Regions from separate parts of the Homo sapiens genome. Here region 2 is linked to region 1. The links are chromatin loops, found by intact Hi-C in ENCODE. Cell type or tissue: psoas muscle. All regions are shown on one strand. Each heading gives the region's core, and the rest is flanking DNA. Links, peaks and the distances in the headings are about the cores only.

Region 1 (15,347 bases), core at 6,050-8,549:
TAGGGCAACTCCTCCCAAAAGAGAAATTAACGTGGAAGTGAACATCAGGCTAAGAACAGTACTTGATTTTCAAGTAAATGATGGGTTTCCAATTCAAGCCTTTCCTCAGGGAGCCTCTCTGAGGAGCTGTCACTGAACCACTTCACCTAATTCTCCTCCCTACCTGGTGGGATGCCCTTTCCTACCATTCAGCACTGTTAGAACCACAGGACATGTTTATCTCCAAGCACTTCAGTTGGTCTATTAGGAAAAGCACACGCACCTGGAGACACACGGCCAGCCGGCAGAAGGAGGCGGCACAGCCACACTCCACAGGTGAGAAACCACTGGCCCAGATCCACTCCGGGTGGCCACCGCTCTAGAAGGGGCTTGTTGCTCTTGCCTGAGTCTTCTGTATTTACACCCTGCCTCCGCCCCAAGAAAGGCACACCAGGCCCAGCTTCTCACCATTTGTTAAAGCAACCTCTGTGTCCGTTCATGGAAAGGACGGAAACCATGCTTTTAGCCAGTCTAATCAAATCCAAAGGAAACGCCTCACCTCACTGGTGTGGGGGAAGCCACTGACAGGAAGAAGCACCTGAGCCACTACAGGTGGAAGAGGCTGCTGGAGGGCAGCAGCTCTGTCCTCTATGGACTTGGCCACTGGATGCCATGGAAGCGAATGTTTCCAGTGCCAGCTTGCCTACTTTTAAAACGAAGAATGTGCTTTATACTCATGAGCAAGAAGTTCTTCCAAAATAAGAACTTCTTCATAAATGCACAACCAGCACCACAAAGACAGAGTAGGCTCAAGCAAGTCTCATGTAAGGCAAATTCTCCAAAGAACGTCCTTGCTACTGAACTGGGTGAGGCACGGCCCTGATACAAGGTGGTAAGTGCTGTCCATGAAGTCCAGGATGCTGGGGGTATCTGGGCAAGCTTTTGCCAGCAGAGAACACAAGAACCTGCTCAGGTTCATCAAGCCCCCTGTGTGTGCTGCCACCATATTCCACATTCCACTCCAAACCACGTACCTTTCAGGTGGCTTGTCCGCTACAGTAGCAGGAGGAGAAAAGGGGAAAGGGGACGACCCGGGTGAAAGAGGTGTCACAGCTGAGTTGGAGCTTGTTGTGGTTGGAGACTGTGGGTTAAGCCACTGGACCATAGACGATCGGGTCTGGCCTGGGCTAAGGGTAGGAGTTTGAAGGACAGGATTAATAGCAGAAAGGCCACAGAACACGAAATGCACAACATCCCAATCCCAGATGACTAGGTCACTAATTCCCCTATCATGCCTGACCAGTAGGGACAGAGTCCTCTCTGCATCCTGCCGGGGCTGCAGCCCAAACTACGGATACCAACAACCCAGAAACCAGCCACAGCCCCAAACTCAAGCTGTCTTACTGTCCTTCTCCAGGTTCTCCAATCTGTCCAACCTGCTAGCACCCTATGAGTTCACTAATTAGAAAACCAGAATCTAATTGATCAAAGGAGTAGTGGGACATTCAAGGTATTCACTTTTTCTAATTATAAGGAAAACCACAGGAATCTAGCATCAAGCACATGACCGGCAGCTGCAAAAGATCAGCTAAACATTTAAAGATCTTTCACCTGCTCCTACACGTGTGGCAATTCAGAAGAAAATGCCACTGGATTCAGGCTTCCTCTAGAGAGGGCCAAAGACTTCGAAACCAATGAACAGCAAAAACTTCTGGTGACCAGAGCATTTCTTAATATTTCCCTTTTTTTTTAAAGTTAATGTAAACAGGTCAGTGAACAGACACCTGGAATGGCCTCTAAGCACAGAGGGAGAGTTCAAATAATTGATGCGTGTTAATCTGAATTACTCTTCAGTGACCTCAGAACTGGAGGCGACTATGGTTTATGACATTCCCTTGAGAAGTGTCTCGTTTCATTCAGTGACATTTTGAACACACACGTGTTCCCTGTCTGCAGCACCCAGGTGCTCTTCACCTAAGATACCCCGTCTTCTGCTAAACCAGTACACCAGTTTCCACGAGCAGTTTCCCGAGGCTTCTGCACTCCTCAGCATGCTCTCAGATTGTTTCCCCTGCCGGAGAACTAGCACCGTGTTCTTCAGTACCAGCATGGTCTCCTGGCCAGCCCCTAGGTGCAATCCTCCAACACGGTGACACTCAGCAACCTAGGGCCAAGTTTACCCACTTGTCTCCCTATACACAATGCTCCTGCACCTGCTCACCTACCAGGGGCCGTCCCGCCCCAGCAGCCTACCCTGTCTGCCACAGCTCTGCTTCCTGGCGTTCCCACCTCCGCCTCAAGCTTTGCCTTTCCTCTCAAGCTCCCCGCCCTGCTCTAATCTTGCCCTTCCTTGGCTCAGCTCCAGTTCCACCTCCCCCAATACTCCCCCTGTGGCCTCTCTAACCCATACACCTTCCCTGAAGGCCTGCGACACCAATAAATGAAAGGGCACATTGATACTGGTTGTTCTCTGATGCCTTCAAGTATTTCTCTTGCCTCCACAGGAAGATCTTTAACTCTTTTTCCAGATCTCACGAAGCCAGGCAGATTGGCGGGGACATGGAGCCATCAGCCAACATCGGAGCAACCAAATTAGAAAGCTCTAAAACCAAAAGTGGATTTTACAAATCTGGTGCATAATTGACTTGGTAGGTATTTAATACACAGAAGCTTTCCTATGCTTTGGTCAGGAAAAAAAGGGGGTCATTTAAAAAAAAAAAACATTATTCTTCTAAGAGCTTATTTACAATTCCCTTATCCAGCCATTCATCTGGGAGTCATAAAATCTATTTTATCCCAAGGCAAGATTTGTTATAAATCTTAAAGTGATCTGTATCAACAGTCACAAAAGTCACTCCATTTTTTTTTAGCAGAAAAGGAACGCTGAATGTTGTCTTACTAATCAGGAACGGAAAGGACAGGTAGGCGTGAGTGAAGCCCTGGCAGGAAATTAAGGCCACAGTTAGCCAAACAATTGCCAAGTTATCTCCCAGCAATTATTCAAGGTGCTTGGAGGGTGTGAATGGAGGAAGATGAGATGTTTTGCCACACCCCCCATCAGCTCTTCAGAGTCATAAATCGTCAATGACTGCCATCCCTCTGCCTAGAGGGAGGACAGTTACAGGAAGAAGATAAAGTAACTATGTGACTACACTTATGTGGCCCTTGAAAAATAAAGAGCATAAATTTTATAGGTATTGTCTGCTTGATCCTCACATCTTTCTTTAAAAAAAAAAAAGGAAACCTCCATGAAAACACCCGCGGGTGGGTGGGTGTGTTTGTTTAGGGAAAATACCCCTCAGTTTTTAGAAAGTGAAAGAACCACTGTAATGACAGATACGCAACAGAAAAGCCTGCCTGTCCCGCACCCTGGCTTTCTCCATCTCATCCCAAAACAGGAACACAGAATCAGCAGTCCTTGTCCAGGGTCAAGTTCTCCACATTCACCTTTTTTGTTTTTTTGTGATCTTTCTGTTGCTATTTAACACATGCGCTATGTGATCTAGCACTAACCGGTTCACCAAGATTACCTCCCACACTTCCCATGTAGACTTAAGTTTCTGCATGTGATTTCCTGGGTGTGTCTCAGAAGCCTCTACTAGGTAACTCCTTTGATTTCAGAACCCCACAAGGGCAGACACACTGTAAGCTGGAATATTCACAAGACGGGGCAACGTGCAAGGCTGGAGACAGTGTCTATGGAGATGAGGCAATGAGATGTGTGGACAACTGGAAGCCTGTGAAAGAAGAGACCTGTGCAGCCAAACAAGGTTTGGGAACCAGCACAGTAGCTGCTTGGATAGAGGAAATTTTTCAGAGGCTTGTCGGCTGGGAAGGATCAGGTGAGGCAAGTGAGTAAATATACTTAAGTCGTGTAATGGGTTCACATCTAAAGCCAGTACACGTCAGATGATGCCATGTTTCACAGTGTCTCCCAAAAGCAACCTGTCCATATTTTTTGGAAGGCCAAAAAAAAAAAAAAAAAAAAACTAAACATGAGCTTCGTTATGTAACCATCTCTTACCTTCCAAACTTTGGGTTACTTTTTAATAAGAAGAATCGAAACATTTTTTAAATATCATCTAAAATGTAATACCTACATTTTCTCAAAAAACGGTAGAGGAAAGTATTAGTTTTAGAAGAGAATTTCTGATATTCTCTTTCCCTTCTTTTATTTAAAACATTTTGAAGGAACACGAGGCATTTTGGAATGGCAGCCCATAAGCAAAGGACTAACAGCTTTTCCTCAACCTGGGTTCCAAGAGAGAACTGAGCCCTAAGGCATATCTGTCTCTCGTCTCTCTCTCGTCTCTCTCCCCTCTCTCTCTCCTCTCTCTCCCCTCTCTCTCTCTCTCTCTCTCAAAGAGTGGGCTTTACCCATCATAAAAGATCTGGGTTTTCTAAGCTCCAGGTTTCTCTCTTGAGGCATGTAGGTGTGACCTGGCCCAAGCTGCATTGCCTTGTAGGAACTGGAACTCAGGGAACTGGCACAAGAAAACACTGATACTGTCATTGCTGTGATTAATAGAGGCTGTTGGCTCTGACCGCGAGTCCCACGCCTTCTGCCAGCATCCCGGAAACGATGGTAGGCTAATTTGGTAGCTCGCAAGCAGGGTACGGTTTCAGACCCTTCACAGTTCTTGACAGTATCATCCTTGGGAGAACTAAAACACTCACCAGATCATTTTTTTTGTACTCTGTGGTTCAGGGGAGAGCCCCAGCTTTTTCCCAAAGAACATCTTTGGGAAAAAGATCAAAGGTGATTAGTGAAATAATAATTAAAAGCTCATTATGTGCTAGAACATAATGAAATTTTTGAGAGTCCTTTCCTACCATTTCCCAAATTTAAACATTTAAAAAATCTATTTATTGCCTTTTTTTCTTGTTGTCCCTTTAACTACGGATTTTTGATTAGTAAGACTGGCATGAGCACAAACCACCAATTCTGTTTAATGCCAAGCTACTGACCAAGTACAAAAAAGTACCTAAGTGCCACAAGTTTCCTGAAAGCCAAGTTGCAGTTTGCGAAAATGGAGGAAGAAGTCAACTGTTCCTAAAAAGCTCAGAAACCACGTTTACCAAGACAGAAGAAATATACAGAACTGCTAATATCTGTTCGCTATCTTCCCAACTTAACACACTACACTGCAAAAGGCATCTCCTAAAACAGGATTCTTCTCTATCTTCAGCACGGAAGGCCAACATCACCGTCCTTCTTTCTCAAAGAAAGGGGACAAATAGAAACAAGAGTGTTTCACTAAAAGCACATGAAGATTTCAAATTGCTAACTTGGAAACACGTTCCTGAAAATGCACAGACTGAAAGTCTACCTGACTGTTCCTGACGCCACGGAGGCATTTCCTGTGTTTAGGTGGGGTGGGTGGAAGAGCTGGGAAGACAGTAAGCAGGGAAAGAATATGCATTTGTGTAAAGGATGAGGAAACTCTCTTCTTTAAAAAGAGTCAACACTCTTGCTTGGAAACATGGGCCTGAATTTCGGGGAAAGACCTTGTAGCTTTCACGTGCAGCAGTGGGGCCAAACCCCAAAACATGAAATTATGACAGTGCTGTATATGTGGTTACTTTACAAAGTGTATTTTTAGAAAATGGAACAGATCAGCAGTCCATGCTGCTTCTGATTCAAACTGTGATCCAGTCGCCTCCAGTACCAGACTCTACGCTCCACGCATATTAAAAACATTCTGGCAGCGACAGATCACAAACATTTCAGAAAGGGGGAAGGGAGTAGGGGCCTTAACTGTTAAAACTCGACACCAGTTGCACCAATCACCAGAGAACTCCTGCATCTAACAAACATTTCTTGCATAATATACACAGGTCAGGCTTTGGGCAGCACTAGAGATACAAGCCCCTGATTCCAGCCTGTATAAGCACTGAATGCAATCTAAATTCAAAAGGGTAGAGCGAGGAGAATACGCATTAAGAAAAGAAATGAATGCTTATTTGAAGTGACTAAATCCCCCAAATACCAAGATATTTCACTACGGTTATACAATACGAGATCAAATCAGAAGTTTGCACTGCAATGAAAGATTCTAAACTCTCATTTGCCAGGTCTCTGAGCAGAAGCTAACACATTAGTGAAATGATCTTTCATGCCAGTCTGGGAAACATACAGCATAAGTCTAGAACAGCTGTCCTGGGCAAGAGTGTTTGAAAATGTTAATAAAGACAGAAGGAAATATTGTAGATCTGTATATTATGGGAAAATCTCTGTTCAAATAAATGCCAGTTATTCCTTAAGTGCCAGGAGAGGGAGAACTCCACACGCAAGCACATTGTTTGGCTCCCCACGAGCACACCGAGGGACAACAGCAGTGCAGAGAAACAAAGGCCTGTGACATGCAAGTCGCCATAACCCACGGCGTTGGGGGAGAAGGACTTTGCTGCCCATCAGGAAGGTTCGGAGTAGACCCACTGGCTCATCATTTACAGTCTGAGGACTTCCTGTCAGGCCTTGTGCTAGTCCCTGGGGACACCCAGGAAACCGTGACACCACCTGCTCTGCAGCCAAGTGAGTGGAGAATGCCCAATTAATAACCATAATACAGGCACTGAGAGCCATGTAGCGATCTGCCCAAGGTCCCTCAGAGGAAGAGTGGAGGAAGCACCTAATAACCATGGGGATAGCCAGGAGGGCTTCCTGGAGGAGGCAGCATCTGTGCGGAGCTAATGCTGAAGCTGATGCTACCATAGTCAACATCGTCATCACCTCCCCACACCCAGGCTCATGTGAGGCACAACTGTGCAATCTAGCCCTGTGCTAGATGCAACAGGCAGGCACTAGTACACTTATTCCCAACCACCCTATTATTCCACATGACATATGAGAAGACCATCTCAGAAAGGTGAAAGCAACTTACTCAAGGTCATGTTTCTAGTAAACCCTGTTTTGACAAGACAGCACAGATCTCAGACCCTCAAGTCCTTTTCAGTGACTAGAATGGAATATGGAAAGAATGGTGAGAGATGCAAGTACCGGGATATTCAGGAGGCACAATCATAACCTAAAGGCAAAGAGGGGCCATTGAAGGATTGTACGCATGCAAATTACAAATGCCTAAGACTCTGCCACTCTGCAGAGAGACCTGGGTGCCAGAGCTGGCACTATCATTGTTGGCTGAGTGCCAGCTTGCAGTTTCTTCCTCCCCTAGGCTTGTTCCTCTTTTTGTCAATAGCTAGAGGCTATGCTGAGAAGGAAGCGAATGACTTACGAGTGCCCCCCAGAGGTTGGCCCACAGTTGCCATCATTAGCCTGCACTTAGTGTCATCCACAACTGAAACTTGGCTGAGCAACCTAAACTCCCTCAGCTAACGTGAAGAGAGTCATGACTCATCGGCTGGGTCACTGTGGGTTTAAATGAGATGATAGGCGTAAAGCCCTGAAGCATAGCAAGCAGTCAATAAATGAAGCCCTCACTACTATTACATATTTCTAGGTCAGATCTTACCTCTGATTTCTAGGGTTATATCATCACTAACCATTTAATTTACCAAAAGACAGCAAATCAGCTATGCAAAGGGAAAAAAGTATGACTATATTAAGTAGATGTCATCATTTAAAAAATCTAAAGTTGCTTATAGAAACATGGCATCCTGGATTTGAGCTTGAAACAGAGAAAGAACATTATTGGAAAGACTGGTGAAGTCCATATGAAGTCTGTGGTTTAGTTAACAGTACTGTATCAACACTAATTTCATTATTTTTAACAAAGGTACCACAGTTCTGTAAGATGCTAAGAGCCGGAGGTGGGGTGGGGGCGGGAAGTGAAGAGGGGAAGTGAAGGGTCTACGGAAGCTCTGTAGTATCTTTGTAACTTTTCTGCATACCTTAAACTATTCCAAAATAAAAATTTATTTTAAATGATACATTATAAAAAGAACAACCCCACATAGGTTTTTCAGTCACTGAAACACTAAAAGCCTTCTGAAATTATAAATAAACATTTGAGGGCATCCAAAACCCATAGGGAAAATGTCTGGTTGGTTTAATGACAAGAAGAGATGTGTGAAGCTTACACTGAAAATCACCTGGCACTCTCCATCTACCACCACAGTGGTTAACTGCACTTCCTAAAGCTGGGTTTTAAGAAAGGTGGGCCCTTCCAAACAGACCTGTTTTGATTACTGATTAGCTCAAGATCAGTAAACTTATTCTGTAAAGGGCCAGAGAGTAAATACTTCAAGCTTGGCAGGCCTTCTGCAACTACTCAATTCTGCTATCACTGTCAGTGAAAAAGCAGCCACAGACAAAACGTAAACAACTAAGTGTAGCTGTGTTCCAATAAAACTTTATAAAGACAGGTGGCAGTGGGCCACGGTTTGCTCACCCCTGGATTAAACAGACCAGATAAGAAGCCTGGAAGGGACGTGGGGTTTGGGGGAGATGAAGACAATTCGGATGGAGAATCCCCTCCATCTTCACTGGTTTTGTGGTGCGGGGCTCCCCTGTTCGTGCCTGGGGCTGACCCACACATACCCAGTGCTTTCCTGCAGCAGAGGCCTTCTTCAACTGTATAAGATCATCTCTCAAGCAGCAGGGAGCCAGCCAATACATGAAGCCAGCACGTAAAAGCAGTAACTTGTTCACCTTTGAGAACAAATATCTTTATTTTGTTGCTTCCCTGAGACGGAGTCTTGCTCTGTCACTCAGGCTGGAGTGCAGTGGCGCAATCTTGGCTCATTGCAACCTCCGCCTTCCAGGTTCAAGCAATTCTCGTGCTTCGCCTCCCGAGTAGCTGGGATTACAGGTGCATACCACCATGCCAGGCTAATTTTTGTATTTTCAGTAGAGACAGGGTTTCACCATGTTGGCCAGGCTGCTCTCGAACTCCTGACCTCAAGTGATCTGCCTGCCTCAGTCTCCCAAAGTGCTGGGATTACAGGCGTATGCCACCGCGCCCAGCTGAGAACAAATATCTTTTGCAGGAGGTAGGCGGTCAGGGAGAGGAGGAAGGGCACTGCAGGAAATCCCTCAAGCCCCATGAAGGAAGGCCTGCCATGTTTAACACTCAGTCCTCAGCCTGTGCGATCCTGAGGCTCCTACATGGATTTCCTCCTTTAACAAGAAAGGACATCACCATCTAATCATCTGACAAAGTTCACTCCCAAAGTCCACTCTCTTAGAGCAAAAGTTCTTGGTTTTGCTGTAAGAGAACAGGCGCAGAATTACATCTCTGACTGCTCTTCCACTCAAAGAGTTCTCCTTGAATCCTACCTTCCTTCCAGATGATCAGTGTGGAATCAGGTAAGAGGGCTGAACTTTAGCTTGCTAGTTGAACAGAAAAGGAACTGTAACTTCATTTCAGAAAATTAGGGGGCATTCGAGGTCTGAAGGTTACTGTCCTGCAGTCACTGACAGGAATGTTTCGACCAGCTGCCACCCAATGTGAAGGCTGAACATCTTCAACAGGGCCAAGCACAGCTCTAAAGGGACACAGATACTCCGCTCAGAAAAATCCACCAATCACTTACAAAGAGATTTATGGGTTACTTGTTGTAATGGGTGAGCTACCTGGGTATACGGCTCAGAATAAGTTATAAATGTGGTTGGGTCTCAGTAGGTTCCCCATGCTTTGATCATGTGATAGCCAAGGGTCTATTCTCAGAGGCTCTGACAAAGCAGATCCCCAAAGCAAGAGGCTAGGAGAGAAGCCCCAGCTGAGTCCTCCGGGAATAAATACAGTAACTGCTAAAAACAACACAACTTCAGGTCAACATCTAGAGCTTCTCCAAGGCTAGAAAGGTTCTCTCTCTGAGCTAGTCAGTGAGGAGATTATGTAACTGATGAACCAGGAAGTTGGGGTCAAGTTAAACTAAGAATATTAAACTACATTCTCAGAGGAAAGGAAAATCCCAGCAGGTGGCTGCCTCGAGCTCTCAGGGGAGCAGTGATTGGGTTTTATTACATGTGGTATCTGGAAACCTCACCCCGGCCCAGAGGGGCAGATGTTATTATTCCCCTTTTACAGATAATCTTGCTAAGCCTTGGTTTGCTTAAATCCCTGGTTTGCTTAAATCACTTATATAAAAGATCTTCAAGGTTGTAAGAAAAAGAACGTGGATGCAAGGCCAGGCCTGTTTGAAATCAGTGACTTACCAATGTAAACGGTCTCGAACTTACGGAGAGAGCCCATGAGGTCCTTACTTTATTTAGATATTGAGACACAGCCAATTTATGAATAGCAAATAATAAATTACAACAATGGCATCAAGTAAGAAAATCTTTAACAACAAAAACCAGTTAAACTAAAAACCAAAAATGACTGATGCAAGACTTAATTGTTTTTAAGTCTTAAGCAGTGGAAAAGCTACTACAAAATTCAGACATGTCTTTATTTTGGGAAGTCATCTTTTCATGGTAGGGCTTTAAAGTTACATGGACTATCAACATTCTGACTTAAAAATAAAACCTCCAAATTTCAGCACCTGCAGCTACAGCACAGCAAAGGAAGGCACGAATTAGGCCACACGCAAGTGCCAAGTACACAACGCAGATACCAAAAATACCCCAGCAAGCCACAATGGATGTGTATCGAAGCATGTAAGGGGCCAGGCAGTCGGCATAGCATAATTTCTATACAAAGCTGGAGAGAAGAAATTCAAGGAAACACACAGGACAAAAGTTGTACCCCCAGACTGAATGTGAATAGACAATGTGATGGTAGATGGCCAAGTATACAGGCCCTGAGAATCACTTCCAGAGCGTTTCTGAAGCTGAAGGGAGACAACCGAATATCATATTACTCATAAAAAGATTATGGATGCTGCCTGGTTGCATAGATCAAATTTCCAAGTCTCTCAAGCTCTGCTGTGGGGGAGAAGGCCCTCCCGCCCGCATCTCAGCCAAGGTGTTAGATGATAAATGCGCAGCAACCAGATTCAAGTGTTTATTCCCCATAGATAATTATAAACCACAGCCACATGACTTAATGTAAGGTCAGTGCTCCCTCTTCAAACCAAGGGCACTGACCAGTTGACAGCCATGGCTGTTTCACTGGGTTTCAGAATCGGGGCAGGGTGGAGAATACCTGCAATTCAAGCAATGTCCCCATATGCAACTGCACAATTTCAATTTCTACAGTAAAACAAGTCACTGGGCAGACACATGAGGGGTCAAACTCACCTGTCCTTTACTGCTTGTGTGGCTTGGGCCAATTTTCCTATGTCCTTTGCGCCTTCCAATCTTTTTAAAAATGAAGATATATCTACCGCACTGGGTTGATGCAAGCATTAAGATGAAACGTCATCTACAAAATAGCTGAAACAAAGTCTGGTGGCCCATAATACTAAATGCTCCATGGTCTCTCAGCCTGGAAGTGCCAAGAGGGTATCTAATACTTTTTCTGCAGCCTCAACCACCAGCCTCTGCTAAAGCCAAAGGTTCTACTCCCTCAAATCCCCAGACCCCCAAGAGGTAGGGGAAGGAGCTAACCTCTGTGCAGAATTTAACAGGCTGCTGTGGGCTCACAGCAAGGCAGCATGTTCCTCCTGTTCATTTGGCCCCTGTTCTTCCTTAGATTTGAGCTCCCTTAGACCTCCACTATCTAAGTGACCCTGCTGTTTACTTAGGTATGGTAACAGGTACTGGCTGCCAATTCATTCTTCACAGTACCCAGAATCAGAGACCACATCCTTCCACAAGAAGGCACTAGGCTCTCCTAGAGATCTCAGTGTAACCCACTGCATTCTGTAACCAGGGCCCAGATACAAGTAAACAGAGTAAAGCTGCTCATCTTATTAGGAAATCATCCCCCTACTAACCAAGAAAGATGCAGGAAGTTTTTGCAATGGGAAGTTCATTCCTTTAGGTTACTTATCACCCTCTCCTGACCTGAAATTTACAGAGCTTCCCACTTCTTATTACAAAAGCAGTATATGTTCATTTTGGTCAATTAGCCCAAAAAAAAAAAAAAAAAAAAGCAAATGTGCAAAAAAACACTTTTAAAAGATAAATCTTTTTTTTTTTTTTTTTACATAATCAGATTAAGATACCAACTTCTAGGGTGAACTGAGTGTCCTGGCCCTCAAGGAGTGCTGGGGTTGAGGAAGCCCTCTCTGAAGGAGGAGAGAGAGGGAAGAAGGAAAGACAGAGAGAGAGGAAAGGAGGAAGTGAAGACAGGGTTTGCCAGTGACTCCCACCCTGTAATTTCTCAGTAGGCACCAGACTTCACAGAAATCTATTAAAAATGATCTAAAATGATTATTTTTCTGAACTTTAGGCAAATCATTCACAGTTTACTGTGGTGTACTAAGCCACAAATCATATTTGGGGGAGCGGGGTACTCTGGTATCTCCCAGCAAAATTTATTGACTTCCTGAAAAGCAATCATGGAACCAACAGTCAAGTAATTTGAAATGCCAAGCAGCTGTCTCTGAGAAACCCCCCATTCATTTGCCCAATTTAAAGGAAACAAGTGATTGCATTGACGAGAATAAAAATGGTTACCAGTGAGTGCACACAAAGTATATGATGACATGCACAAGGCTGTATATGGGAATAGGAAGGTGTTATCTAGTGATTTTAAATAACTGACATCAAGTCTGAGTAGGCACAAATCTCAGTGGCACAACGACAGCTTGAGGCACTAGCTGGGATAGATGCTTTAGAGATATCAACATTCAGGATAAACAAAGCCAAGCCTCTCAGTGGGTGGGAGAGGGGAATCTACTGCCCTCCTGGCCTGCCAGGGCACACAGTGAGATGCATCTCAGGGTGCCGGCACCCCCAGCTAGAGTGAGCTATTCTGAGACCATGCCATCTTGAATTTGAGAATGTGCCAGCAGAAAAGGAGGTGTTCCTTTTCATTTGAAATCTGTAGAGGAAGCAGATAGCAATGCCCGATATTTCTTAAAAGAGATTTTCTTTTGTGGCAGAGAATCTAAAAGGATTACTTGTCAAGGACCCGGCTCCATCAATTACAATAGAAGAAAACCTGTTTAGCGAAAACTACCTTATTGTGGGGAAAAAATGACTTTGGAACATTCGAAATACCTTGACCTATGATGCAATGTCCTCCAAGGAGACTGAGCTAGCAATTCTTCACTGGCAATGAAGTCACCCATCGCCTTACTGAGGGTACAGGTAAGTAAGAGCTACAGATTGATTGACTGCAATGAATAACACCCACAAGTCATGAACATCAGCAGAAATCCAAGGAATCCAATTCTGCTGCATTGTTTTCTACCTATCAGAGGCAACAGCTACACCACCTATGTCAGAACCACGGCTGCTGTAAGTTTTCCTCTGCAAACTGCTTCCCAGTGGACAAGATTTTAGCATTTTTGTTCAACAGATCTACTGGGGTCCTATGTGATCCACATACATTTGGACTCCATTCCTTAGGACCTGAGACCACAGTAAAGGCATTGCCTCCTATTAAGAGCCCAGAGTAGAGTTTCAATGACTCCATAGCAACTTTGGTTAAAAGGAATCTTAATGAGCATTTACTTAGAACCTATGATATTTAATACTGTATAGCTGGTATGCAGAGATAAAGGGGGAAAAGACAAGAAGAGAACATACAATGAGAACTTATAAATGCTAAGGAAACAAAACACAGTAAGGAGCAAATGGTAAGATTAATTGTGTGGAATTCCTAGAGGAAGAGTTTGTAATCTTTATAAGAAAGAAGATGAATCAACCGGGCACGGTGGCTCACACCTGTAATCCCAGCACTTTGGGAGGCCGAGGTGGGTGGATCACGAGGTCAGGAGATCGAGACCATCCTGGCTAACGCAGTGAAACCCCGTCTCTACTAAAAACACAAAAAATTAGCCAGGCGTGGTGGTGGGCGCCTGTAGAACCAGCCACTCGGGAGGCTGAGGCAGGAGAATAGCGTGAACCCAGGAGGCGGAGCTTGCAGTGAGCTGAGATGGCACCACTGCACTCCAGCCTGGGCAACAGAGCGAGACTACATCTTAAAAAAAAAAAAAAAAAAAAAAAAAAGATGATGATGAGTAAGAAACCAAATGTAGTAGCCTAAGAGACATTCAGTAACACAGAGAAAGAAATGAGATTTCCAAAAGGCAGCATTTCTATAAATACATCATTAAAATAAGAAATTAAATGTTCACTAATAATTACATCAATATCACAAAAAAGTTCAAAGAATATAAGATCTAATTCCTATCATTAACAAGGTTATGGCAGGGCACGGTAGCTCACGCCTGTAATCCCAGCATTTTGGGAAGCCAAGGCAGGCGGATCACTTGAGGTCAGGAGTTTGAAACCAGCCTCACCAACATGAGGAAACCCCATCTCTACCAAAAATATGAAAAGTAGCCAGTGCGGTGGCACGTGCCTGTAATCCCAGCTACTGGGGAGGTTGAGGCACCAGAATCACTTGAACCCAGGAAGCGGAGGTTGCAGTGAGCCGAGATCATGCCACCACACTCCAGCCTGGGTGACAGAGTGAGACTCAGTCTTCCCCACCCTCCCACCGCCACCACCACCCCCCGCCCCCCGCCCCCCGCCCCCCCACCCAAAAAAAACAAACAAACAAACAAACAAAAAAAACAATTTTATGATCTAGCTTGGGGTAAGGGAAAGATTAGCTAGATAGGTAGAAACATTTATTCCATATAAATATCAAATAATACTAAAAGGCAAATATTAAAGAACACTCAAAGGCAACTTGAATTTCTTAGCGCCAAATAATAAGTATCAGCAGAAATACGGACAAGGAATCTCTTTAGAGGCTCCCTGTAGATTACAGCATGGGGAAGACTTCCCGGAGGTGAAGATTAAATTAGACCGTTAAGATAGGTCAGGATTGGCTTGAGCAAAAAAGCAGGACAGATATTTGAGGCAAAGAGAACCAGACCATGTGGGAAGCACACACCGGCTACTGGGAGGACAGCAACGCACGACCCTAGAAGAGTGTGTTTTACACAAAAGAGGTGGAGCAATCACTTATCCTAATTACGCTCCTCAGAGAAGCAGCTTATACTCAGCACAGCCCTGGAGGCAGGCAAGGAGCAGGGGATGGTCTTCCATATCAAGGCTCATTCATCGTCACCTGGGAACTCCTTAGAATGGCAAGCTCTCAGGACCCTTCTCGGACCTACAGAATCCTCAGCTCCAGGGTGGGGCCAGCAGTGTGGGTCTCAGTGAGACCTACAGGAGGTTCTGGTGCATACTCAAGTCCAAGAGGCACTCATCTATATACAAACTTCCTAACATAATGACAAATCTGGACTGATACACACTCATCAGTAAATCCTTTAAAAGATACATAAGAAACATTTTAGTATATACTTCAGAGAAACATAGATGTATTCCATCCATGGCACAGAAAAAAATAAATCAAGTTTCTGAAATAGAAGAAAGTCTCCATTAAAAAAAA
Region 2 (15,347 bases), core at 7,352-9,851, 220 kb after region 1:
AAAATAAGCGACTATGCCCACATTCAGGATGCTCAGTTTCAACTTTCTACCCCAGGCTGACCCCTGGATTCCCCTCACTCCCACCTGGATAATTTGCTGCTTGGGTGTAAAATAGCTGGGGCAACAAAGCTCTAAAAGAAAGAATTAAGAGCAACAACTAGTCAGGGAAAAGGGATCATCTTTCAAAATATCATTTTATCCTCTCTACATTTTAGACCATGTGACCTACAGCAATGGCAAACCAAAGAGTCCTACAAAGCACCACCAGCCAGGAATCCTGACTCCCCAAATAATATGGAATGTCCCACATTCCATTTGAGAGTACAGATACAAGAAGTGCTAGCATACGTTTTCACAGTGCATGAATTTACACACAGTGTCTCATAGATAACTTAAGGCACACTTACATGAGCACCTGTGTCATTTTTTAAGCTCCCACATCTGGATCTACCCAACTAGTGATCCCAAATAAACCTCCATATAATATGTCTTCTGTGAAACTGGTACACTCAAGAAAGAAGTCGGCCCAGAATGAACTGCAGGGATCACAGAAGCTAACAACTGCTCAAGTTCACAGAAGATAGGAATAGGGATTCCAAGTCATGTAGGTCTGGGCCCACCAAGCATAACCACCATGCAACATGGCAATAAAAGTACCAAAGAGGTGCTTCTCCAAAGTTGCCATCTTAATAAACTTTAAATATTTATCTATTTTACGAGATAAACAGCTGTTAAGCATGCAATGCCAGGTGATGGGGATACAGCTATGAACAAAACAAGCACAGCCCCCTGCCTTCGTGGAAATTACTGTTCAGTAGAGAAGATGTAAGCCAGATACATGAACACCTAAGGAGATATATAAGCGCACATTCTAGTAATTCCTTCCAATGAAGAAAAGTAGGAGTACAGTGAGGAATGCATTAGAGGAGGTCTAAGGAGAAATGTGTGCAAAGAGAGCTTCTTCAAAGTAGTGACATTTAAGCTAAAACCTAAAAGGTGAGAAGGAATCCGTGGTGCAAAGGGCAAGGGAAATTGTTTCCTGCTGAGATCAGCAGAGGCAAAGGATGAAGGTGAGGAGTTTGAGCATTACAGGGAATGTCAAAAGGCCAGAATGGCTGAAGCGTAAGGAGCAATGAAGTGAGCCTGTAATGCTGAGTGATGGCAGGGGATCAGAGCGTGCCGGGCCTTGTGGGCTCTGGGAAAGGTTAGCATTTTATTGGGGGTACAGTGGAAAGCCACAGGAGGGTTTTCAAGCAGTGAATTGACAGAATGATAATTAGAGCTTTTCAAGATTACTCTGGCTGCTGAGGGAGAGATGAAAGGTACAGAAAACCGGAAGACAGACTCGTTAGGAGGCTTCTAGAGTGGTACACGAAGAGATGGCGGTGGTTCAAATGAAGGCAACCAACAACAGAAGTAAAGACAAGTAGACAGATTTGAGAGATATTTGCAGGTGGTGTCAAAGTAATGAGAGATTGACCGAATGGAAAAGGTGAAGATTTCCAGGATCCCTCCCAGATTTCTGGCATGAACAAATGAAGAGATAACAATTCTACTTATTGCCAGGCACAGACAGACAAGCATCACATGTTCTCACTTATTTGTGGGATGCAAAAATCAAAACAATTGAACTCATGGAGATAGAGAGTAGAAGGGTTGTTACCAGAAGCTGGGAAGTATAGTAGGGGGGAGGTAGGGATGGTTAATGGGTACAAAAAAATAGTTTGAAAGAATGAATGATACCTAGTATTTGATAACACAACAGAGTGACCATACTCAAAATAATTTAATTGTACATCTTAAAATAACTAAAAGAGTATAGTTAGATTGTAACACAAAGGATAAATGCTTGAACGGATGGATACCCTATTTTCCATGATGTGACTATTATACATTGCACGCCTCTATCAAAATATCTAATATAACCCCATAAATATATATACCTATTATGTACTCACAAATCCTAAAAATAAAAATAAATTTAAAAATAAAAAATAAAGGACACTATTTACTGCAACAGGGAAAATCTTGAGGGAAAGCAGCTGGGAGCACACACTAAGGGCTCATGTTAAATCCCAGATGCTGAGAAACGCCCAAGATCTTAGTAAAACCAGCTGTCAGAGACACAGGTCCACAGCCTAGAAGAGACACCTAGGTCAGAGATACCAATTTTGTCCTCATCAGCAAGTAGATGGCATTTGAAGTCATGCAAGTAGAGAGGTAGGACGGTAGAAAAATGGAAATGTCTCAGACCAAGTACTCAGATCAGGAAATGAAAGAACAGAGGTAAACGATGGCAATGAAACTGGAGAAAGCTACCAAGGTGTTGGATAAAAGAAGAAAGGGGTTCAGGCCGGGTGCAGTGGCTCACGCCTGTAATCCCACTTTGGGAGGCCGAGGCAGGTGGATCACCTGAGGTCAGGAGTTTGAGACCAGCCTGACCAACATGGAGAAACCTTGTCTCTACTAAAAGTACAAAATTAGCCGGGCAGTGCCTGTAATCCCAGCTACTCGGGAGGCTGAGGTAGGAGAATCGCTTGAACCCAGGAGGCAGAGGTTGCGGTGAGCTGAGATCGTGCCACTGCACTCCAGCCTGGGCAACACAGCGAAACTCCGTCTCAAAGAAAAAGAAAAAGAAAAAGAAAAAAAAGGAGTTCAGCTGTGTGGGCTGCAGAGACGTTTTAAAGAAAGAATGAGAGCTCAGCAATATCCATGGCAAGGTGGCAGAAAGGGCTGGGCTGGAGTTGATTTATGACTGACAGGTGAGACCACGTGGGGAACAACCCTTCCTCAAAGAATGACCAGGTGGGGCAGTAGAGAGAGAGGATGACTGCTGAAAGAGAACATGCCATAAAGTAAAGGCATGTATTCTTTTAAGACAGCTGGTATTTAAGAGATGAGAGCATGTCTAAATGCCCATGTGAAGAATCCAGAAAGAATGGTTCAAAATCTCTGACACGGGAGGAGATGGGATGCTGAGCATGCATGGAGGGTTGGCCTGTCATACGAGTCAAAATCCTTCCTTCCCTGTGATAGAAGGAGAAAAGGGGTGCCCAGTACAAACGGGTTTGTGGGCTTCATGACAAAAAGCTGAGAGTTGCTACCAAATGGCTATTTTTTCCATAAAGTACAAAACAAGGTCACTTGCAGAGAGTTTGGACATGAGAAGTTTCACGCCCAACTAACTGAAGAATGAATGAAAGAATCATTACAAATGAGACAACACTTCTTAGAGAAACAAGAAGTCCTTTTGAGATAGGTGAGGAGGAGTTTATGAAGTTATCATCTGCCTTATTGTGGGATTTTCTCCAGCAAGGAAGGGAAAAGGTGGGTGGCTGAGTTCATCCCAGGCGAGTGTTTCTAAGAGATGTGAACACGTCAGCACAGTATGACGTGGCAGACAAAGTGCTGGCAAGCTGCGCAGAGCTTCTGGGGAGCAGAGGAGGAAGGCCCCCTGGGTAAGAGAAGACTTCCTGAAGGAGATTATGCACAGCTCAGCCTGAAACAGAGGGACGGTGTTCTCCAGGCAAAGGCCTTCCATGTGGAGAGGGGAAAACAGCAATTTCAGGGCATGGAACCTAAGCAGCTCGGTGTCACTAAAGCAGATGAGGAAATCAGAGAGGATCACGAGACAAGGCTAGAGATATCGGATGGTCTCCATTAGCCATCAGAATGGGACCCAGGAAATGCTCAGAAAGTAGAGGTAGGTTATAAATAATATAGACACATGAAGGCATTTTAAAATAAGAACCCCAAAACTCCATACTCTGGAGTAAACACTGTCTTCCACCAAAAGAACCAGGCTACAAAGATTACACAAGAGCAATCTTAGGTCATTATATTTTTCCTTCATTTGGAGAATTCAATGCAATATCCGTCTGAGCCCCAAAGGCTAACACTAGAGTAGAAAAAGAATATAAGGGTTTCACGGCCAGGCATGGTGGCTCACACCCCATAACCCTAGCGCTTTTGGAGGCCGAGGCGGGTGGATCACTTGAGGTCAGGAGTTTGAGACCAGCTGGTCAATATGGTGAAATTCCATCTCTACTAAAAATACAACAAAATTAGCCGGGCATGGTGGCAGGCACCTGTAATCCCAGCTACTCATAAGGCTGAGGCAGGAAGAATCGCTCAAACCCAGAAGGCAGTGGTTGCAGTGAGCCAAGATTGCACCACTGCACTCTAGCATGGGTGACAGAGCAAGACTCCATCTTGGGGGTGACGTGGGAGGAAGAATATAAGGGTTTCTGCCTTACTATCTTCAGATCGGTAAGCAAATTTCCAAAACAAGGATAGTAGTAGTTGTGGCAAATAACACTATATCCAACTCATTTATAAAAAACTTTTTTATTAAAAATACTTTGAAGAGCTTAAAATTATGATTTTCCTTCTTTAGCAAAGCCTGATTTTATAACTTCTAAACTGAACCTAAAAATTATATTTAAGAACAAAATAATAAAGAAGCCAATAAATGTTTCAATAAGGCAATGTCAACTGAGCAACAAGAATTTCCTTTTCTCAAAATAGACTGGAAGCTCCACGGAATCTCTCACTTCCTGCTATAATTTCACAGAAATATTATATAATATTTGTTAGTAGTAAGTGTTACTGATGTTTCCTAATGGTGAAACATGATCCTTCTTCCCCAGCAACAAATGAATACCAAATCTAGGACTGTCCCTAAAACTTAAAAGGCAATTTACAGTGATGACAGTTTCCCAATGTCAAGGAGATGGATGAAGTAATAATATTGAGAAGTTTTCAAATACTAACATATTAGAAATTAGATAAGAGAACAAGTACAGAATGTGATTTTATAACCACACATACAGATTACATAATCATATTCCTATAAAATACTTGAACCAGCCAAGAAAAGAAGTCGCAAAATGCCTTGGCTAGTGAGCCTTGGAAAGGGTTTTGGATAGCTCTGCTTGGAAACAAAAGGAAGCTTCTTGAACATGAAATAATCAGATGCTCTCTCCTCACAGCAGAAGTCAGCCAACTTTTTCCATAAAAGACCAGGTAGTAAATAATTTAGGCTTTGCAGCCATGCAGCTGCAGTTCCAACTACTCATCTCTGCTGTGGTAGCACAAAAGCAGCCACAAACAGCATATGAATGATGGGTCCAAGTGTGTTCCAACGAAACTTGACTTACAAAAAGAGGAAGCAAGGTAGGTCAGGCCCATGGGTCACTGTTTGCCAAACCCTGCCTGAAAGGATCATCTTGAGTATCATGGCAAAACAATGCTCTTACGCTTATCTTGTATTTTTAAAAAATATACATTTACAATATTTGCAGCCAATCAGAAGTTGGGAAGGAAGAAGGAATGCTGGATAAAAGAATCACAGTTCAAGGAGCTCTCGAGCTAAAGAGAGGGACTCAAAAGTAGCGCCGTTAGGATTTGCCTGGGATAAGCAATCTACAGGATGCTGAAAGGCAACTGCTCAGGTGTGCAAGATGTCTCGAGAACAGGTCACATGAATTTCATACTGGGCTCAAATCTCCTAAAATGTTCTCTTAACTGAAAGTTTAACATAAGCCAATGGAGCCACAAATTGACCCTGTAACATACACTGATGACACATACCGCCTGAATCCAAACAAGGTAAGCACTCGACTGCATCCCCCGTTAGATTAGAGCTTACCTCAATAGCATGGTTACCACATTTTAAAACAGCCATTTCCAACTGGGGTAAAGCAGGAATGTAACCAGAATGCTAAAAAGGTTTAGGAGGAAGAAATAAAAAAAACTAGATGTTTCATGTGAGTGGGGAGGAAGAGAACATTTAGTGGAAACATGAAAGCTGTCTTTAAATATTTAAATGGGTACTGCATGAGAGAAGAAAAAAAATCATTCTGATTTGCTTAAAGGGAGCAAAGCCAGGTTTGATGGGTAGAAGCTGCAGAGTAGCAGATTTGGGTTTCCTATCATAGGGACTCAAGAGAACTATAATGAAACAGGCTGCCTGGCAAGGTGGTGACCTCCAGCTCCCTCCACATAACCAAGCAGAGACTAGATGACCCATGACCAGGAATACCCTCTCACACATGCCTGCACTGGGAGAAAGCTGGCCAAGAGGACAGCGGAGGTCCTCATCCATCTCTATCAATCTGGGATTCTAAATGAGCTGGGAGACACAGAAGTACAAAGTACATTTCCATGCTGTAGTTTTGAGAATCATGCTACAACAGCAAACTAGAGAATCCATTAGAACTTCACAATTCAAAGTAAAAAGAGTATTATGTAACAGTGTGGAGGATTAAAATGTTTCCCACAATTACTCAAGTCTGAAATCCTTTTTCGTCAGACATTCGGATGTAAGGATCTTAAATGTCTAAAAAGGAAAGGAAAGTTATGTTATCTTAATCTATCCTCCACAGTCCACGCTAGAGCTAAAAAATCTGTTGAGAATAACAACCAACCTGCAGAGAATCAGACTCCACTGTGGGGAGGAACCACTCCAACAACTTTACATTCCCCCACACTGGAAATCAAAGTCTAAGTTCTGATGTCATAAATTCTAAAGACAATAGGACTTAGGGCTATAACCCCATACCCAGTAAAAACACAACAAAGGCATACCTACATCCTATAGTATCTTTAGTAACAATTTTCTAAAGTCTCAGTCTAGGTAAAACTGAGTAAGTCAGTATAACTACTAAATCATGCCTTTCTAATCACTCAGTACTAACAAGGATAGGCTGAGTATAGTGAAACAGAAGGAATTTTACATCCGTTCCCCAGAACACTCATTATTTTAAGCCTGGATTCCACGTGTTTTTGACCCCAGAGGAATGCATAATCTGAGAACAAAGGAATATCTCCCCTATTTTCTCCCATGACCTTCCAGATACTTCCCATTTCATTAAACTAAAGGGAAAATTCTGTTTTCCAATTCTAATGTCAAGAATAGCAGCAAAGAAACCATTCAGCAAAAACACAGCTCTTGTTTTTCCTTGAAACGGAATCTTAAATGGTGCCTAGAAACTTTATATATACATAGACAGACAGACAGATAGATAGATAGATAGATAGATAGATAGATAGATAGATAGATAGATAGATACGATAGATCTAAACATAAAGGAATCTTTTTCCCAAAATGATCTGTTAGGAAAAAAAAGAACTTGCCTCGTGTAAGAGTTCTTAAGAGTCTTCTAAAGGAGTGGACTTTCCCATTATTTTGATCAACAACTGTTTGAGGAATCTTAGCCTAAAATAGCCCTAATCACATTTAGTTTCAGATACTTAGAGATTACAAACAGGACTAAGTTACAAAAACAAAGGGACACTAAGAAATTTAAGATATTTAGTTACAATTCCAGAGATGACTTCAAAATTTTGTATTCAGTAATTTTATAAAGCTCACTTTAAAAGGAATAAGATCAGTGGTTACATTAAACAAATCATAGCCTGGGCAACAAGGCATAAACCCCATCTCTATAAAGAATACAGAAAATTAACTAGGTGGGGTGGCATGCATCTGTAGTCTCAGCTACCCAGGAGGCTGAGGTGGGAGGCTAGTTGAGGCCGAGAGGTTGAGGCTGCAGGGAGCAGTGACTACACCACTGCACTCCAGCCCAAGCAACAGTTAGACCCTGTGAAGAAGAAGAGGAGGAAGAGAAATCATGGAAACATATCCCAGAGTTAAGTCTTTGGTGTGTGTGTGTGTGTGTTTTTTTTTTAAGAGACAAGGGTCTCACTCTGTCACCCAGGCTTGGAGTGCAATGGTGTGATAACAGATCACTACAGCCTCGAAATCATGGGCTGAAACAATCCTCCTGCCTCAGCCTCCTAAGTAGCTGGAATTATGGATTCAAGCCACTGTGCCAGGTTCAGGAATAAGTTTTTTAAAGAGACTGTCCAAATGGGCTGCTAACATATACTTTTGGCTTGAGATAAAATTTCCAGTGAAAGCATCAGAAAGATTTTAGGTGCTATAGCTCAAAGAACTCAGGCAGATGTGGCCATCAATGCTCTGGAAAGCTGTACTGAAAAATTCAGAATGTATCCATGATGAATATACTAATCTCAAAGGTGCCAAGAGCTGGGACAAATTTTTTATTAAATAAGTGCAGAAAATGTTTCTAAAATATATGCTGACTTTGCCTATTATTTGATTTTAAATATGGACACATATTTAATCAAGTAAATGATGAAGGGAGACATCTGATTATCTAGCAGATGTACATATGCATACCTAAAAGTATACGTGTTCAAGTTGTCTGAAACAATTTTATTATGTTTAATCTTCTGGGAAAATAATGTTGTCTTACAATCAGGCACATACAGGAACATCAGTCCTTTTGGGCTGCCCAGCACTTGAAACCCCTTCCTATGTTTGAGGAATTCTCCTTCCCACTGAAACAAAGTCCACCTCCCACCATAAAAGCCAAAAATGACAGACACTGGCTTGCAGTAAGGTAATGACACCTAGCTAGGGTTCCACTAATGAGATGGTCCCATCCAAGACTTGGATTCAAAAGCTACTGCTTTAAAAAAAAAAAAAAAAAAACAGTGACCAGAGATTCTAGCGAGGTGGCAGCAACTAGTCTAATTTCCAGAGGCAGCAGTTCTTCCAACAGCCACAGGGCAGTGAGGCTCTTGGTGCAAACTGTAGTGTCCACATCCAGTAGCAATAGTGGCATCTGCTCTAAGCCCAGCTCTGTGGTACAACCTGGGCATCATTCCTGGTTCCCCACATCTCTTAAAGATACTACAAGAAACCCAATACCCTTTAATGAATTTCCTTTATGTTCAAACTAGCTAGTGCTTGCAATTGAGAATCCAGACTAATAAAGGATTAGTATTTTTTAGAATTTCAGAACCGTATAAACAATCTTGACAAAATGCTTTCGTATTCTTTTCTCTATACTCCTAACACAAGAGTTCCCCTAATTAAACCAATTCATTATCAATTAATTACATCACTCTCCCTCCACACTCACCCTTTGGTACCTCTTTCTCCATCTATCCAGCCTCCCCCGGCCTATACCTTCCCCATCATTCTAGGCTCAAGTTTAAATAGAAAGATTAAGATGGCCAATAAAGTTCCCCCACTTTAATACCTGACATAAGAGAAAGAACAAGAGTCAAAAGACTAATGTTGACAAAAAGTGAAAAAGTTTCACAATCGATTTCGCTACGAGGGCCCTCCAGCACGGAAAAATAGGAGGCCAACGTGTTTTCATTTTGGCTCTGCCCTAACTAGTTCTATTTTTAGATGACAGAAAATAACAATTTCCTTTTGTTACCTGAATATTCTCAACTATAAAGCCAGGAATAATACTTTCTCCCTACCTAAAACAATTTAAAAAAAAAAAGGCACATCATACTTGAAGCAATTGTAACTTCCCAACAAATCCCAGTATGGTATTTTATTTTCAAGCACAGCTCAAGCTAATCTAATTTTCCCAGTAGAGAAACTAATGTAAAAACGAAATTCAATTTTATGATGGCAATAGCTCACACTCATTAGCTAAGTACTAGCTTACTTGGTACTTAGATTTAAGGAACCCACGCACAAAGCTCTAACTGGGACACAGGTGCTCAGGTGCTATAAATTAATTCCACAGGGTTCAAACTTGAAAATCAGGAGCCGATTAATAGGAAATGGCTGTTGAATAATGCCTCATTCTTTCAGACCAAAGACGACTCACATAATAAGCTAGAAACTATGATTTTAAAGTATATATCCCAAATCGACTAGTTCAATTATCACACTTCTGCTTTCATACAGATAATCCAAGAATAAAATGTCCCCAGTAAGAATTTTATCAACTTTCAATCCTGAACTGTGAAAAACTTGAAACCTAGTCCTATTAAAGAGGATTAAGGCTGAAATTCTGACAACTTCTGGTCTCTGATTTAATTCCCTGAATATCTGCCTATGACCTGGCTCTCTCAAAAAATAAAAATAAAAAAAAAGGTCAATGTATCACCAAAGTCTACGATTCTCTTAGTATCTATCTTCTACGAACAAGTATGTTAGGGTGTGTTTGCCTCCCACAAAAGAAAAGCTAGCATCCATTCTGAAGGACATTAACTGAAAAAAGATAGCAGAAATTTTATTCAGATTATTTAAATCAAACACAATCTACCTGTAAAGATTTGTTTTTAAGTACACTTAGGAAAAAATGAGAATCATAAAACAAAAGCTACTGAGTATTTAAGGAATGAGTCTGCCTAATAAGGATATGCAGCAGATGCTGAAACTTGATCTTCCTTCCCTCTGTGCATAAGGGACAGTAAGAACCTCGCTTCGATATTTTAAACAAAATAAATACTTGGGAAGAATATTATTATGAGAGGAAATAAAAACCCCATAGAAATTAAAGTTTCATGAGGCAATTTTGAATTTTTTTTTTGTTTTACATAAGAGAAAATTTTAGTTTCTGAAGTGAATGGTATGACTCAGTGGCACAGCTAGAAATGGAACCTCGTGCATACTAAGGCAATAAACTGTTAAATCAAGAAAATAAAATAGGCCAGGCGCAGTGGCTCATGCCTGTAATCCCAGCACTTTGGGAGGCCAAGGCGGGCAGATCACCTGAGGTCAGGAGTTTGAGACCAGCCTGGCCAACATGGTGAAACCCTGTCTCTACTAAAAATACAAAATTTAGCCAGGCATGGTGGCACATGCCTGTAACCCCAGCTACTCAGGGAGACTGAGGCAGGAAAATCTCTGGAACCTGGGAGGCAGAGGCTGCAGTGAGCCAAGATCCTGCCACTGCACTCCAGCCTGGGCGACAGAGCAAGACTTAAGGGAAAAGGAAAAGAAAAAGAAAAAATGTGAGAGAAGAAAAGAAACATTCAGAAAAGAATGGCTTTAATCAATGACAAAAGCTTTTCTTTCCAGCCCATCTGTGATGCACGGGTTAAGAGAAAAAAGTGGCAGTCAACAGTAAAAAACAAGGGCTGCAGGGTTGAAAAACTCTTGGGAACTCATTCTCTACCAGGCGGCCACTAGCTGAGCACTCTGGACAAGGGTTTCCTCATTGTATCCTCAGGTGTGAGAACACGGTGGCTCATAGTAGGCACTCAAAATATTTATAAATGAAGTGGGATTCTCCTATAAATTTAGATAATTTAAAGAACAGCATTTCTACATAAAAGCAACATTTTCTGCTTATAGTGATAATAGCAACCGATGAATGACAATGCTAAGTACCCTGAATCTTTTACTCCAAATGGTTCATTTTTGTTAGTCCAGGTCCTCTAAGAAGCAGACACCAAGACAGGATGAGACACACAAGAAATTTATTAGGGGAAACATCTGTGAGAGAAAATGGGGAGGGAGCCAGGGAAGACTGGAGGGGCCATCAGACAGTGATGCAGGTCTGACCCAGGGGAAGGAGACAGGGAAGGAAAGCAAGCCGGATGGGTGGGTGTGTATGGGTGTGAGGGTGGGGGCAGGTGGGTGGGTGTGCGGGTGGAAGTGGGTGGGTATGTGTATGGGTGTGGGTGTGAGTGTGGGTGGGTGGATGTGTCTGTGTGTTTGTGTGTGTGGGTGAGGCTGCAGTGCCATTCTGGGGTAAGTCTAACAAGGCTGCCGTTAGAAGGCTTGGGACATTCAAACAAGTTGAAACTTAATCCCCAGTCTGGCATTATTGAGAGGTGGGGCCTTAAAAGATGAATGGATTCATCCACTGATGAATTAATGGGTTAATGAATTTTATTAATTTTTTTGAGATGGGGTCTCACTCTATCACCCAGACTCTAGAGTGCAGTGGCACAATAATAGCTCTCTGCAGCCTCAACCTCCCAGGCTCAAGCAATCCTCGCACCTCAGCCTCCCAAGTAGCTGGGCCTACAGATGCGTGCCACCACCACACCTGGCTTCCCCCTGCCCCTGCAGAAATGGGGTCTCATTATGTTGCCCAGACTGGTTTTGAACTCCTGGGCTCAAGCAATCCTCGTGCCTCACCTCCCAAAGTGCTGGGACTACAGGTGTAAGCCACCATTCCCAGCCTAATGAGTTAATGGATTAATGGGTTATCACAGGAGTAGACTGGTGACTTTATAGAAAGAAAAAGGAAGAGAGACCTGGGTCCCCCACTCTTGGACTTCTCAGCCTCCATAACTGTAAGAAACAAATTCCTTTTATTTACCTAGTTGCAGGTATTCTGTTATAAGCAACAGAAAACAGACAAAGATAGGCAGAACGTGGGAGGCATGGCTTTCACACTAACACAACTGTACCACAGAGCAGCTGGGCCTGATAGTCAATGTCACTCCTCCTTCCTCTATCTGAGAGGTGCCCATGGCTGCCACAGCTTCGAAACCATATTTTCCCACTACATTGGCATTTTCTTGAATATCTAACACAATCTCTACCACCAACTTAATATATATATCATTGAATCTAATCACCACCAACTGTAAAACACTCCATTATTTTATATCCTACCACAAAAAAATCCTGCTAATCTTGAAATAATAGCTTAACACTTAGCACTTTTATATACATTGAAAAAGCTCTTTGAAAGGTATGTTTTCATCATGTATCCCTCTTGTGCATAAAGAAGTAAGCAAACTACTTTTGTTAAGATATTTCTAAAACTTCTTCAAAGTCCAACTCCTCTGAATCACTTTTCATCTCAGTCATCAAAATCTGGTTTTTCCCACATGAATTAGTCTGTTTTCACACTGCTATGAAGTTACTGCTTGAGACTGGGTAATTTATAAACAAAAGATGTTTGACTGACTCACAGTTCCACATGGCTGCAGAGGTCTCAGGAAACTTACAATCTTGGCACAAGGGAAGGGAAAGAAGGGCACGTCTTACATGGTGGCAGGAGAGAAACCAAGTTCAGGGTAAACTGCCACTTTTAAACCATCAGCTCTCGTGAGAACTCCCTCACTATAACAAGAACAGCATGGGGAAAACTGGCCCTATGACCCAATCACCTCCCACCAGGTCCCTCCCTCAACACATAGGGATTACAATTCAAGGTGAGATTTGGGTGGGGACACAGAGCCAAACCGTATCACCACACATATTTTTCCTCTGTGCCACTGAAAATACTGGAGATGCATCATTTCTTCAAAGGGTGCTCTTAAGGAGCTCCATTCTTGTATCCAGGATTTTCTTCCAAGATGATGGCAGGCACCCACTCTTTGGATACTGATACCAGCACTTCCTTGACCTAACCAGGTCTCAACGGAAGGTTTTCAAACCACCACCAGCATTCATATTTCTTCCTTAAGTGGTCTGTGGACTGAAATACTGAGGAGCTACAGTTGTCCAAAGAGTAAAAGAGAAGTAACCTCATGTCCGTTTCATGACTGCTGCCTGGTGGATAGCAACTATAAGATACATATCCATTTCACTAATGTTCAAAGGTGGAAGGAAAAATATTATGTCTTACAAAGAGAAAAAGGTAAGGCATAATGTCGTTAGGATACTAGAAGATGTGAAAGATTCTATTTTCATCTCTGTCACAACCTTATTTAGTGATGTAGAAACTCCACCCTCAATGAGCTCCAATTTCCTTTTTTTTTTTTTTTTTTGAGACAGAGTCTTGCTCTGTTACCCAGGCTGGAGTGCAGTGGCACGATTTCAGCTCATTGTAACCTCCGCCTTCCAGGTTCAAGCGATTCTCCTGCCTCAGCCTCCTAAGTAGCTAGGATTACAGGTGCCCGCCACCACGACTGGCTAATTTTTGTAATTTTAGCAGAGACAGGGTTTCACCACATTGGTCAGGATGGTCTTGAACTCCTGACCTCAAGATCCACCCACCTCGGCCTCCCAAAGTGCTGGGATTACAGGCGTGAGCTACCGTGCCTGGACTCCTCTTTTTAAAAAAAAAAAAAAATTAAGTGGTCAAATATGTCTCCCTAAGTTCTCTTCAGTTCTTTGTTTTCAAGGCTATACCATCTAATATTTTCATGACATGGTCTAAAGGCTGATCCTAGGTACCTTGGCTCATCCCGAAATATTTCCCTAGTGAAACAGCAGACTCAGCTGCACACATTCCCAATAATCGAATCACTCCTCTGGATTAGACAATTAAATGGGCTGGTTACATTCTAGGGTCCCTTGTGTGTGTGTGGGTGGGTGTGTGTATGTCGGGCGGGGCAGTCAGGGGGAAGAAGAGAGCAGAGTTGGCCGATTCCTCAGAAGCAGAGAATACACCCTAAGGATATGAAATTCAGGAAATGTAAGTTTCAACAGGGAAGTAGAATCTGATGATGACAAGGCTGGAAGGCCACAGATGATAATGAGTCACCAACAGAGAGGACACTGAGTCATGGGGCAAGGCCTTGCAGGGAAAGGGGTCCAAGAAGGAGACAGGCCTCCTGCCTAAGATAATCTTCACTCATTTTAGAATTTTGATTTGAGTTATTCCTGACTGTGATCTCTATAGGATTCTGAGTCAGTAAATTAAACTCTCAAACGGTACATTCCTGAAAAACAGGTTTTACAAAGACATCCCTATCTGACTGAATAACAGGCTTACGGGAAAAAGAGAATTGTAAGAAAAAGCAATGCTGTCCAATTGTAAAGGTCAGTTCCAAGGAGGAAAAAGTCTTCATAAAATTAGGTCACTGACAACTTTTAAACCAAACTGAGAAATGTTCTCACAAATAAGTTCAAGATGAATTTCCTCCATTCTGAATGTGCCTGCCAACAGAAATCCACATAAACTGTAAAAGAACTGATTAAAACAAGCTTCACATGCCATATAAAATACTGTAAATATAATAAGATGAAACTAAAGGCATAATCTTTTTAATGGCATCTAATGCCTTAGGTACTTATCCTATAAGAACTCACAAGCAATATTAAATACAAAGTAAGTAACACTAAAAATCCTACTAAACCTATTCCATTAACACAAACCAGCTATAGTCTCAAATCCTTTGGAAATGAGAAGTCAAAGCTTAGGCTTTCCATCACTATTTTAACCTCCTGACAGGGACACAGTCATCACGAAACAATTTAGAGTGTATCCAACGTCCAGACAGATCTAACCCTAAGGAAAGGATTGCCAGCCAAGATTTCACTAGCACCCTAAGCCAGTAGCTCTGATTTCAGCCTGCTTCAGAATCACCTGGAGAGTTTCATGAAAGACCAGCTGACAGAGTTTCTGACTCAGTAGAGTTCTGGGGTGGGCCTGAGAATGTGCATTTCTTGCACGTTCCTAAAGTGATGCTGGACCAGGGACCATACTTTGATGACAAGTGCCCTAGGGCATACTAAAGAAAGAATAGCATATTTGCTCCTAAAAGGTGGAATGCATTTAACTCATTTTAACCATCATACATTCTTTTAGTAATACTCTGAAACACTTTTTAAAAAATATTTAGGTAAGTGCAAAAGTTAACTGTGGTTTCAA

The links. Hi-C counts contacts between places; a loop is a spot of excess contacts. Peaks named below come from ENCODE experiments on the same cell type or tissue, not always from the same donor. Only the 100,000 strongest peaks of a DNase experiment are listed, where the experiment ranks them.
Region 2: a loop joins it to region 1, with 2.5 times the contacts of the local background. A loop is called at or near these places in 2 of 110 quality-filtered maps.

Annotation. Positions count from the first base shown.
Region 1 is chr4:148,048,967-148,064,313 of GRCh38, reverse strand. ARHGAP10 (Rho GTPase activating protein 10) reads right to left here. Exons shown (of 23, transcript NM_024605.4): 21 at 1,014-1,166. Among named protein-coding and RNA genes, the nearest start is that of MIR4799, 270 kb to the right of the region's middle. RefSeq lists an enhancer at 8,192-12,305. In psoas muscle, for the core only: no CTCF peak of the experiment used is centred there; a DNase peak (open chromatin) is centred at 7,183; H3K27ac peaks cover 2,500 bases.
Region 2 is chr4:147,830,818-147,846,164 of GRCh38, reverse strand. All of the region lies in intron 3 of ARHGAP10 (Rho GTPase activating protein 10), which reads right to left. Among named protein-coding and RNA genes, the nearest start is that of MIR4799, 56 kb to the right of the region's middle. RefSeq lists enhancers at 2,823-2,882, 13,559-14,758. In psoas muscle, for the core only: a CTCF peak has its summit at 8,577; no DNase peak of the experiment used is centred there; H3K4me3 peaks cover 334 bases; H3K27ac peaks cover 940 bases.